Regions from separate parts of the Homo sapiens genome. Here region 1 is linked to region 2. A link is an interaction called in ENCODE POLR2A ChIA-PET data of the cell type or tissue named here. Cell type or tissue: GM12878. All regions are shown on one strand. Links, peaks and the distances in the headings refer to the core of each region. The heading gives the core; the rest is flanking DNA.

Region 1 (6,237 bases), core at 796-5,795, 52 kb before region 2:
ATAGCATCTAAACTCTTTCATACTTGTATCAGTACTGTAGTTGGAAATGAGTATACAGCTGTTTACAGAATTAGCCCCCAAAACTGGGAAGAAAGGTGACTTTATTCCTTGATTCTGGTTTTTAGAAGATATTCAACACTTAAATGCCCAGAAAAATCAGGACGATAGGTAGACTCAATTGATGGAAATACCAGTCTAAGATAACCCATTGGATAAGAACTTTACATCAATACTGAAAGGAAGAATAGCATGAATAACTCATTTCTTTAATTGAATTCTGTGTTAAATAACAGATCCAAGAGTTATTTCTTTATGCTTATCCCTTTTCGTTCTTCCAGGCTATAGTATATTAAATAGGTTCATCTTTTTCATTGGGAGCTATAAGGTTATATTATAATGAAGACACAATAACTCCATTATAAGAGTTTTGTACCACACTTAAGGTTATGTGTTTTTTTTTTTAAGCCACCAGAATGGTTTTATTTTTGTCATTGACAACATGTACAAACCTGCAATTGTATAATTGTTTTGTTTGGTTTTTAAAATACTAAGTACACATTAAAAGTATGTTTTAAGAAATATGATGCATTAAAGAAGTTCACTGTAAACATAATTCTCAATGTATTTTCCTGCCTTGTTTCATGCATAAATAACAATCTAAGTAGTCATAAATAAAACTATCAACTTTTGTGGCCCAGAAGTATATACAAATTTTGAAGTTTGGCAGAAGGTGTTCTGTATGGTTTTATAAATTAAAACGCACAGCATTTGTATTGATTATTAATGAAATGACTTATCCCAAGTCCTTATTGTATCCCAACCTGTTCTGTCAATAATAAACGTTCCAATGTACTTGGTAAAGATGCCACATGTTTAAAAACTCAATGATTAAAATAATTCTAAAAGGTAATTTAAATAGTACTCAGTCTTATTAAAACCACTTCAGCTTGTCTGAAAAAATGCTTCTAAGGAGTGAATTCTGTACCATTATTTAAATGGCATCTAACAAAATCTAAAATTTAAGGAATAAATCAAATACATTTTAGTCTTGCAAAAAAACTTCATTGAGATTGTTACAGGAACAGAATGCTATCCTAAGTTTTCTAAAATTTATTCTTGAGTCATCAATGAGTTAAAACTTTAAGAGTTATAATAATTTTAGAAAGCCATAATTCTTGATGCAGAACATGATTAGTTTTTAATGACCAGAAATTATTTCTTCAGAAAGCATTAAATAACTGTTGAAACGTACCACCTATCTAGTGATTTATCAAGTAATCACTCAAGATTTATTAAGTACACATTTAAATTTTAGGTAATAAAAGTCAACTGGAATTTTGTACATTTCACTGTATTTCATTTTATACTTTTTTTAGGTCTTCATTTATAGGGTATAAAACTTAGAAAACATTCTTAACCAGTGTCTTCCTTAGAGTTAAATGATTCAAACAACAAGTAATGCTAAGCTAAATGCTGTCGTTAATACTGAAACCTAAGTTTCTAAAAGTTGTATTTTTCAATCAATACAAAAATGATCTGGCTCACTGTAAACTGCCTAACTTTAAAAAACTATTATTTGTTAAACAGCAGATTACAAGAAATGTTTCCCCTGTTCTTTTAAAAAACAAGATTATGAGATACATAATCTAAATAAAAATTTACAGATGGTGGTTGAAATCCTGTCAACTTTCAGCCCAGTGTAACAAATTCCATAGTTATGCATGAATAATTCAAAATTAAAGTTTTTAATGGAAATGTCAGTAAGGCATATAACTACATTTGTCAGGCACATGATAAGACTAGAAAATTAAAGCTATCAAAGCTATAAATAAGGAGTGCATAAATAACAGCAATGCCAAAACATTAGGGCTGTTAAAATTTAAACACATCTGATAGTTCTTTCTGTAAGCCACTCTCCACTGATAAAGCTATGGATAAAACTTAATTCCTTGCACAGCTTTCTAATAACTGATGATAAAGCTGAATTCCTTGTTCATAAAGCTGTACACCAATAGAATTTTCACATCTATTCAAAATTCTTGAAATCTCAAGCAGATCGTCCATGGTTTTCCTAACTGCATTTGGATTTGCTGCTACCCTCAGGTATTTTTTTCTTTAACGTGCTAAGGTATTGTGCTATTTAAAGATACACAGCAAATGATGAAAACATGCAAAAATGCCACTTCAGTTAAAATGGCTGTTAAAATTGTGTTTATTTTTCTTCTGTATCTTCTCGTTTTTAGTGTAAAAATAGTACATATGGTATAACCCATTACAAAGAAGGAAAATTGAGCTGATGTGCAGTCATGTGTTGCTTAATGACAGAGTTCTGAGAAATGCAGTTTGGGTGATTGCATGTGAGCATCATAGAAAATACACAGACCTGTACAGCGTGTTACTGTACTGAGTACAATGTTAACACAATGGCAAGTATTTGTGTATCTAAACATATCTAAATATAGAAAAGGTACAGTAAAAATATAGTGGTATAATCTTTCAGGCTTACCATATATGCACATTTGATTGTTGACCAAAATGTTACGTGTTACATGACTGTCTTTATTTTGCTCCAAAAAGGACCAAAAAAGTGATAGCAGAGTTGGCGATTTTCCTGTTTTCCAGATAAACCAAATGGGGAGGGATTCCAAAAGTTGTTAACCATAGGTTCATGTATAATGAATTGGAATAAAGGCACTAAATTACTAAACTTTCTACTCTACTATCACAATTTGATTTATTTTGATTTATTCACCACCGTTTCTTAGTCCAACATCAGAATACAGATGTATTCTGTGTAACAACTGTCTTGATTGCACTTGGTCCTTTTGTTCTAATTTGAAAGCTAAACTTCGTGAAAAAAGTATCAGTAGTTTGTCATTTCTTTTTTTTTTTTTTTTTGACGAAGTCTCACTCTCGTCCTCCAGGCTGGAGTGCAATGGGACGATCTTGGCTCACTGCAACTTCCGCCTCCTGGGTTCAAGTGATTCTCCTGCCTCAGCCTCTCGAGTAGCTGGGATTACAGGCGCCTGCCACCACACCCGGCTAATTTTTGTATTTTTAGTAGAGACGGGGTTTCAGCATGTTGGCCAGGCGGGTTTCGAACTCCTGACCTCAGGTGATCTTCCTGCCTCGGCCTCCCAAAGTGCTGGGAGCCACCCAAAATGAGCCACCACACCCGGCCTGTAGTTTCTTTTCTTCCCTACTTCTAATTCTGTACATACTTCAGTAAGGCTTCTGCCTCTACTACTCCCACCAAAACTACTTTTGTTAAAGGCACCAGTTCTCCATATTGCCAGATTACGTAGCTACTTCTCAGTTATCTTTCCCCCCAGCAGTTTTCAACATAGTTAACTACTTAATGCTCATTGAAAAAACACTCTTGTGCTTCTTAGTTAATACCTCTTAGGTTTTCTCCTGCATCTCTCTAGCTGGTCCTTCTCATTCTCCTTTGTTTGACTTCCCAAATTTAGTGGAGTGCTCTAGAACTGTAATCTAGGCTGTCTTCTCTAACCTCTTTAAGAAATCTTTAAAAACAATGTGTATGCCAGTAAGATTTATAGGTCTAATCCTGGCCTGTTGAACTCTAGTTTTATATATTTAACTCTCAGTTTGACATCTTCATTTAGATACCTTATATCTTATATTATTAGTATTAATACTAATATTAATAAAAATAACCTACCTTTTGAATCTTGAACTGTGTGTGTTACCCATTAAAAGTGAAACTAGGTCAGTTTCTTAAATATTAATAAATGTACTGACCACATAGCTCAGACTATAGGGGAAAAAAGGTGAGTCAAGAACATATTTAGGATGACGGGACCAGGCACATTGGCTCACGCCTGTAATCCCAACACTTTGGGAGGCCGAGGCAAGTGGATCACCTGAGGTCAGGAGTTCGAGACCAGCCTGGTCAACATGGTGAAACCCCATCTCTACTAAAAAAATACCAAAAAATTAGCTGGGCATGGTGGCACACGCCTGTAGTCCCAGCTACTCAGGAGGCTGAGGCAGGAGAATCACTTGAACCTGGGAGGCGGAGGTTGCAGTGAGCCAAGATCGTGCCACTGCACTACAGCCTGGGCAACAGAGTGAGACTCCATCTCAAAAACCACAAAAGATGACAGCATAAAAACAAAAAAGGTGACTGTATCCCCAGTACCTGCATATAGTAGAGGTAATATATTTGGATATATTTGTTGATTGAACAAATAAGCTTGATAATTTACAAAGTAGCATAGAATCATTCACTAATCTCTAACATGAGTTGCAGAACTTTAAAAAAGGAGCCAGGATTCCTGTTCTTTTTCTCAACGTTGTGGATTAACTGGGGTCCTGAAATGATATCATTAAAATGTTAAACCTGTGACCATTTTGCACCTATAAAATAAGCATTGTACTTTTTGCTTTGAAGTTTTTAAAAAATAACTATTGGCAAGATTACCAAGAGTACAGTTTGCATCTCAATGGTTGGGATATAAATTTGTGCAATTTTTTGGGAAAATATATTGCAGTATGATTGAAAAGTTCGAAATTTTGTCATATCCTTTGATTTAACAATTTTTATTTACTAATATTCAAGGAAATAGTGTAAAAATATGTTTTTCAGTATGGGTTAAGGAAATTAAAAATTGGGAACAACATAAATGTCCAGTAACGGATAACTGTTAAATAATGTCATGCTTTTTATTGCAGCATAAGTTTTATTTTTTGCTTTTCTATTTTTTGAGACAGGTTCTCGCTCTCACCCAGACTGCGGCCTTGATCTCCTGGGCTGCAGCCATCCTCCCACCTCAGCCTCCAGAGTAGCTGAGATTATAGGCATACACCACCACACCTGGCTAATTTTTTATTTTTTTTCTGGAGACTAGATCTCACTATCTCAGGCTGGTCTCAAACTCCTGAGGTTAAGTGATCCTCCTCCCAAAGTGCTGGGATTATAAGGGTGAGCCACCACGCCTGGTGCAGTGTTAAGTTTTAAGTAATAACTTTTGTTAGATGCCTACCTTGGTTTCCTTCACACTTTTCAATCTGAGCAGATTCTAAAAAGCAGGATATAAAATTGCACAATACACTATAATCACAGACACACATACACCGGGAGATGAGATTAGAAGGAACTACAAAGAGTATGAAAAATCGTTGGGAAGTTTATGGATGATTTTAACCTTCTTTTTTTTACTTTTTTACATTTCTTTCTCCCATCTTTTGTAGTAGGTATTACAAAAAAGCCAGCCTTTAAAAAATTAATGGATTCAGAATGATAACAACATGAAATCTAATAGCTTAATGGTTCTCCAGCAGGATCTGTACCTTTTTCACTGAAAATGCAAAGAGGATCTAATTAGAATGCCGCAAAAATTAGAATTTTAATCCCTAATTTTTGCTGAAACGTCCCCTTGAACCTCAAATCATGTGCTTTTTTTTTTTTTTAAGGTCTTTGGTTGGCTTTTGAGGATAAAGATGAGAAGCTTATTGAAAGAAACCTTTAAAAACCATTTCATATTTCATAAAGTTTCACATTGCTTTCAAGAGCTTGTAATTTGTCTTTTCTGGCCTAATTGTTTAAGGTTTTGTTTTTGTTTTTTCCACAGATTCCTAGATAGGGTTGTTCATCTGTCATCTTAAAAGGGTTTTCTGGATGAATAGGGTACTATATAATTTTTAATGCTTTAAGATAAAACATAAAGAGGTGTTAATAATTATAAAGGAAAACTATAGTTACTAATAATATTTATGGTGCTGTATTGATTGATATACACATCATGTTACATAATGGTACCACAGTCTACAGTTCATAGAATCACTAGCATAGCTGAGCCTGTTTTTTTTTTTTTTTTCAGAGAACGTTTGTCTGCCTGATGAGAGCCACTTGGGTTAAGAAACTACCTGTGAATAGTCATCATTTCTGTCCTTCATTGGGGAATACTTTTAGAGGCCAGTTTCCAAAAATTCTGCTTAAAAAAGAATTCTGGTTTTGTCTTACTCTTCCAGATGAGATATCACAGAGGCTTGGGCCTAGATTGTCATCAGCATACTGCTATACTATTCGTTTGTTCTTATTAAGCCTTATTGTGTGTAATGCTGTTACTTTTTCAGAGTGTTGCGGAGATAGGAACATGGGAGAGAAACAATCTGGGTAACATGAAAGTGATGCTGGTTGCTAAGGGAAGGCAACTTGATTCTGTGGGAAGGGCTGTAGCTGATCCATCCGTTGTCTAGGTAAGTCTGCTTCTG
Region 2 (6,237 bases), core at 462-5,461:
GGAAGGGGGGACAGATGGGGAGGGCGGGAGCGGGGAAGCGTGTGGGAGCGGGGAACTGCCACATGCATTTAAACCATCTGATGTCATGAGAACTCGTTCATGAGACAGCACTGGGGGATGGTGCTAAACCATTAGAAACTGCCCCCATGACCTGATCACGTCCCTCCCTGCCCCTCAACATGTGGAGATTACAATTTGACATGAGATTTGGGTAAGGACACAGCCAAACCATGTCATTCAGCCCCTGGGCCCTCCGAAACCTCATGTCCTTCTCACATTTCAAAACCAATCATGCCTTCCCAACAGTCCCCCCGAAGTCTTAACTCATTCCAGCATTAACTCAAAAGTCCAAGTCCAAAGTCTCATCTGAGACAAGGCAAGTCCCTTCCACCTATGAGCCTGTAAAATCAAAAACAAGTTAGTTACTTCCAAGATACAATGGGGGTTACAGGCATTGGGTAAACAGACCCATTCCAAAAGGGAGAAATCAGCCAAAATGAAGGGGCTACAGGCCCCATGCAAGTCTAAAACCCAGCAGGGCAGTCATTAAGTCTTAAAGCTCCAAAATAACCTCCTTTGGCTCTATGTTTCACATCTAGGCCACACTAATGCAAGGAGTGGGCTCCTAAGGCCTTGAGCAACTCCACATGGCCCTGTGGTTCTGCAGGGTACAGCCCCCACAGCTGCTTTCACAGGCTGGCGCTGAGTGTCTGTGGCTTTTCCAGGCATACAATGCAATCCATAACGGCTCCCCCTTGCAGCAGACTTCTGGACATCCAAGCATTTCCATACATCCTCTGAAATCTAGGCGGAGGCTCCCAAACTCTTGCCTTCTGTGCACCCACAGACCCAACAGCACGTGGAAGCCACCAAGGTTTGGGGCTTGGACCCTCTTAAGCAACAGCTCAAGCTATATCTTGGCCCCTTTTAGCCACAGCTGGAGCTGGAGCAGCTGTGACACAGGGCACTGGAGTCCAGGACCTGATCCACAAAACCATTTTTCCTTGACAGGCCTCAGGGCCTGTAGTGTGGGGGCTGCTGTGAAGCTCTCTGAAATTCCCTGGGGACATTTTCCCCATTGTCTTACCTATTAACATTCAGCTCCTCAACTGCATCTCATTATTGGGCCACCAGAAATAGCAGCCTGACCCTCAGTTTGGTCTAGGAACAATACCTCCAGGCACTTTGTTCTTCCTTTTATAAAAGGCTCAATCCCATTTTATACTCATCCCTTACCCTCCCTACCCACGAGTTCCTCAGGCCACTGAAGACAGTGATTGTCTTCTCCTGGGATGGGGAAAGAGCAAGGCAACACATTGAGCAGGTATTAAATGCCCAAAGGGTGCTACTTCCTACCATTGTTTACCTGGACTGAGTGATTCAGACCCTTGAGCCACATCCTACAATTTTGCCTCCAAAGTTCTGCATTTCTCAAGCAAACTTAAGGGTCCCAATACCATAAATAAAAGTTTGATTCTCAGAAATGACTTTGCTTCTCTTCTTCCAAATCACAACTTCTCACCATGAAAGCTGTGTAAGTGGCCCAGTCAGAAGCCTAAGGGGCCAGGAAAAAGCATAACGAGAGGATGCAAAATGTGGGAGAAGGTTTATTTTGAGCCCAGCTGAATAAAGAAACCTCAGGCCCTGTGTCCAGGGATTTAATATGGGTCCCTCAGAGCAGCATGGCTCTGACTGTACAGGAGCTTCCCCTTGCACTGTCACTAGAGACAACCGGAGGTATAGCAGCCACACAGGTGGAAAGCAAGGAGACATTCTGTCTCACTGGCTAACTCTAGGACGCCGCGAATTATGACCCATAGGTACTACTGCTCTGAGACTTCCCAAAGCAACACCAGACTTTGAACAGTGCCGAGAGCACGGGATGTGCAAGAGAAAGCATTTATGAGAATTTGGGCACACCCACCCTTTACAACTTTTACACTCGATTCTCTCCCAAACACATGACCTCCACTGCTACATGTGGACCTGTATTTTAAAAGTTACAACTTTTAAGCCTTAGTTTTCATATTTGTACAATGTCTACCATGTGAAGTCGTAATAAGGATTAGAAGAGAATACATAGAAAGCCCCTACAAGAGAGTATCTGACATTCAGTAGAGGGTCAGTAAATGGCAGCTAATATGGTATTTGCACTATTTATACCATGTCTAAGGGGGAATCTTACCAATGAGAGATCAGGCTCCTCAGAGCTGAGAGAGCTGAGCTGGCTTCACACCCTGGCCCCAATTTCTATGGCAGCTCCAATTTCAAATGCATTCCACCATTCTCACAGGGACACTGAGGTTTATCCACCCATATGTCCCTTCAGCAACTCAGAAAATATGGTCACTATACCCATACATAGCCTATGAGCCAACTATAAGAAAAAAGTGACTCAATTCAGTAAGCAAAGGATATTACCAAAGACCAGCAAAAATCACATCCAGAGAAAACTCAGTAGACCATCAGCTTCTGAGAGACCAGACCTCAGTTTAAGTTTTTTTTAATACAATATTTTATTTACTACTGGCCTCTGCTACATACAACTTAGCAGAAAGAAAAAGAGAAAAATGATTTTAATTGCATGAGAGCTTGAAGCACCATTTCCTGTTTTGATATCTAGCATATCCAGGTTTCTAAACAGTCCCTGCCTTCTACTGTGAGCTCAGAATGTCCCAAGAATGTAGGTTACTTTTTGATAACGCTAAATTCTCACTTTGCTTAAAACTTAATATACATGAAATCAAGAACTTGGTAAGTCATTGTCCCTAGGGCTAAAAAGGCTACAAAAATGAGGAAACTGGCACCTACCATTAAAGAAGAGCTTATTCTATAGTTAGGAGGCAAGACCTACACAAGTCCCTCACAGCACAAGGAGTAAGTGCCAGGGCACATCTTTGACAGCCAGGCTCACAGAAGGAAAGTGAGAAGAGACTGGATTACAGGGAAGGTTCTAAAGTAGGGAATCAGACTGAGCAGAATTCAGATATTTAGAGAAGAGAGGACACAGCAGAAAGGAGAACGACATTTATGAAGAGCAAAGAGGCAGCTAAAAGAAGGGGTCCATGGAGAGGTATTAGCCTGGACTGGGCTTACACACAGCAAGAGTAAGGCCAGTGCATCTCAACCCTTCCTATGCACCAGCATCCCCTGAGGACCTTCCAGAAATACCAGTGCCTAGGCCCCACACCCAGAGATTACAGTCCACTGATCTAGGGGTGGAAGAGAGAAAACTTAGAGTACTAAAGAAAAAGTGATGGCATTTATTTTTCTTAATTACTTTTCTAGCACACACAAAAAAAGGCAAAGTTGTTTTGGCAGGCTGAATGAGAGGAGAGGAGAGAACTGTTTCACCTTTGGGTGACTAACCCTCCTTTGAGAGAAATAGCTGTGCTTGATCACCTAGAAGCTCTATCTAGAGGAAATAAACTAAAGCCTGCACTCCTCAGAGAATAGCATTGGTAGCTCTAAGACAGAGGAAGGGGCTGCTGGCACAGACCCAGCTATCTTAATCATAGCTTTATTCTTTTTCTCTTCTTTGCATTTTTAAAAATTATTTTATTACCATCCCTACTGATCCTTGTTCTTAAATAAGCGACAACAAAAATGGCATGAAGTAGCAACTCTAATCTTACATGATTATTTGCAGAGGCCAAATGCTCCAAGTTTGAATTGCTTGACTAACACTAATCATAAAAAGCCCTTGCTTTTCACCGTCTTTGTTTTCTTCTTTTTTTTTTTATTGGGGGGATGGGGATAAAGGAAGATACTTTTGTCTTTGGAACCAAAGATCTGAGCCTCAGAGCCCACTACACTTGCCCCCTCCACAGAGGGCCTCCCTCTCACTATGGTATCTACTGAGGAATTCAGTGTATGTACCTTCTCCCCAAATCATTGACTTTATATATCACATCCAAGAAGGAATAAAGGAGCAAGAACTGTCACCACCCTTCTTAGAGGATGAGTCACTTATTTTGTGATCAGTGACCACCCACAGAGTGGGCTGATTTAGAAACTCGTTTGCACTACATGGCACCAAGTGGAGAGTGTTCCTTCTTTTCCCATTTGCCCTAGCTATGGGATGCTGCTTTGCTTTCTCGAGAAAACCATTCTCTCCCTCTCCTCCTAGTTTCACCAGTCTAGATGGACTGAAACTGACTTCAGATGATACCACAGCCAGCTAATAAGTTGAGATCAAGACTGACTCGCAAGCCCTGAGAATAATTTAGTGCTCTTCTAACACAAGACAGTGGGAAAGACTGTCCAAACTGTGTACTAAAGCTTGTACTAAAGAAAACTTTTAAAGGTAGTTGTGGGCAGAAGAGGGGAGGACATTTTCAGGTTTTAGTTTACCCTAGGGGGCAGGATGGGAGGGAAAAGCAGAGGAAGGCGATTCATTGAACCATGTTTCCCAAAGTATATTCTGCAGAAACGTATCTAGTGAATGCTCTAGGGAGCTGGAGTTAAGAATTGAGTAAGGCGTTGTGCTAGGGCTAAAAAGGCCACACCACCTAAACAGTTTATAAAGTGCTACTCATCCACCCTCACCAACTATAGTCACAATGAAAATTGGCATATTAAAGCTTCCAAAGTCCCACAACAAAGAAAAATGTTTCACAAACTTGGTTATGGAATCACCATAACATTTCAGCTGCTTTAAAACTAAGCTGTCTGAAATGGTTGGGTATCCCTTATCCAAAATGCTTGGGACCAGAAGCGTTTCTGATTTCAGATATTTTTTCGGGCTTTGGAATATTTACATATACATAGTGAGATCTTGGGGTGGGACACAAGTCTAAGCACAAAATTTGTTTCATATACACCTTACACACATAGCCTGGAAGACAATTTTATATTTTTAAAATTTTTGTGCATGAAATGAAGTTTGTGTTAAGTACTTTTGTGTGGAAATTCCCACTTGTAGCATCAAGTCAGTGCTCAGGAAGTTTTGGATTTTGGAGCATTTCGGATTTTGGATTTGGGACATCGCCTGTACTAGCCATACGTGGTAACTGAGCATCTGAAACATGGCTAGCGTGAATTCAGATGGGCTGTTAATGTAAAATACATACTGGATTTCAAAGACTTCATACAAAAAAATTGTAAAAGTATCTCAGTTTGTTTTCTGTTTGAGATAGAGTCTTGTTCTGTCACCCAGGCTGGAGTTCAGTGGTGCGAGCCTGCAGCTGGGACCACAGGTGGGTGCCACCATGCCCAGCTAATTTTTTGTGTGTGTGTGACAGGATCTCATTTTGTTGCTCAGGCTGGTTTCAAAATCCTGGGCTCAAGTGATTCTCCCACCTCAGCCTCCCAAAGTGCTGGGATTACAGGCCTGAGCCACCATGCCTAGTTTAAAATTTTTTTTTAAATATTGATTATATGTTGAAATGATAGTATTAATATTTTGGAAATAAGGGGTTAAATAAAATTATTAATATTTCACTTGTTTCTTTATACTTTTTCATATGGCTACTAAGAAATGTAAATTACATATATGGCTGCTCACATCATATTTCTACTGGACAGCACTCTTTTAGAAAATGCTAAGCCATAACACAGGCTTGGAAACTTCAGATATTTCTTATCATCTTGGTATCTGTGCCATATTTTTCACCTGAAAGAGAAGTACTATAGCACAAAACTTGGGAATGGTTCAAAAAAGATGTAAAAAGCATCTGGGCATTCAAACTAGGATTCATAAGATAGCCAACCTAACATGAAAATTCCATAGGTATCAAGGAATGAGGTCTATGTTTCTTACAAAAGATGAACACCTTTCGTTTTTTGTCTTGTCAATAATCCCTAGGACAGGCACGATGGCTCAAGCTTATAATCTCAGAACTTTGAGAGGCTGAGGTGGGAGGATCGCTTGAGGCCACTAGTTTGAGACCAGCCTGAGCAATACAGGAAGCCCCATCTCTACAACAAATTAAAAAGGGCCAGGCGTGGTGGCTCACGCCTGTAATCCCAGCACTTTGGGAGGCCGAGGCGGGCAGATCACAAGGTCAGGAGATCGAGACCATCCTGGCTAACACGGTGAAACCCCCATCTCAACTAAAAATACAAAAAAAAATTAGCCAGGTGTGGTGGTGGGTGCCTGTAGTCCCAGCTGCTTGGGAAGCTGAGGCAGGAGAATGGCATGAACCTGGGAGGCGGAGCTTGCAGTGAGCCGAGATTGCACCACTGCACTCCAGCCTGGGCAACAGAGTGAGACTCCGTCTCAAAAAAAAAAAAAAA

Evidence for each region. Peaks named below come from ENCODE experiments on the same cell type or tissue, not always from the same donor. Only the 100,000 strongest peaks of a DNase experiment are listed, where the experiment ranks them.
Region 1: POLR2A ChIA-PET joins it to region 2 with 12 read pairs; 29 of 35 experiments call an interaction of 5 or more read pairs at or near these places.

Annotation. Positions count from the first base shown.
Region 1 is chr7:87,157,396-87,163,632 of GRCh38, forward strand. It overlaps DMTF1 (cyclin D binding myb like transcription factor 1), which reads left to right. Exons shown (of 18, transcript NM_001142327.2): 2 at 6,100-6,222. Among named protein-coding and RNA genes, the nearest start is that of DMTF1-AS1, 8.0 kb to the left of the region's middle. In GM12878, for the core only: no CTCF peak of the experiment used is centred there; no DNase peak of the experiment used is centred there; H3K4me3 peaks cover 678 bases; H3K27ac peaks cover 343 bases.
Region 2 is chr7:87,210,052-87,216,288 of GRCh38, forward strand. All of the region lies in intron 1 of TMEM243 (transmembrane protein 243), which reads right to left. Among named protein-coding and RNA genes, the nearest start is that of TMEM243, 6.6 kb to the right of the region's middle. RefSeq lists an enhancer at 2,611-2,660. In GM12878, for the core only: no CTCF peak of the experiment used is centred there; no DNase peak of the experiment used is centred there; H3K4me3 peaks cover 3,885 bases; H3K27ac peaks cover 3,635 bases.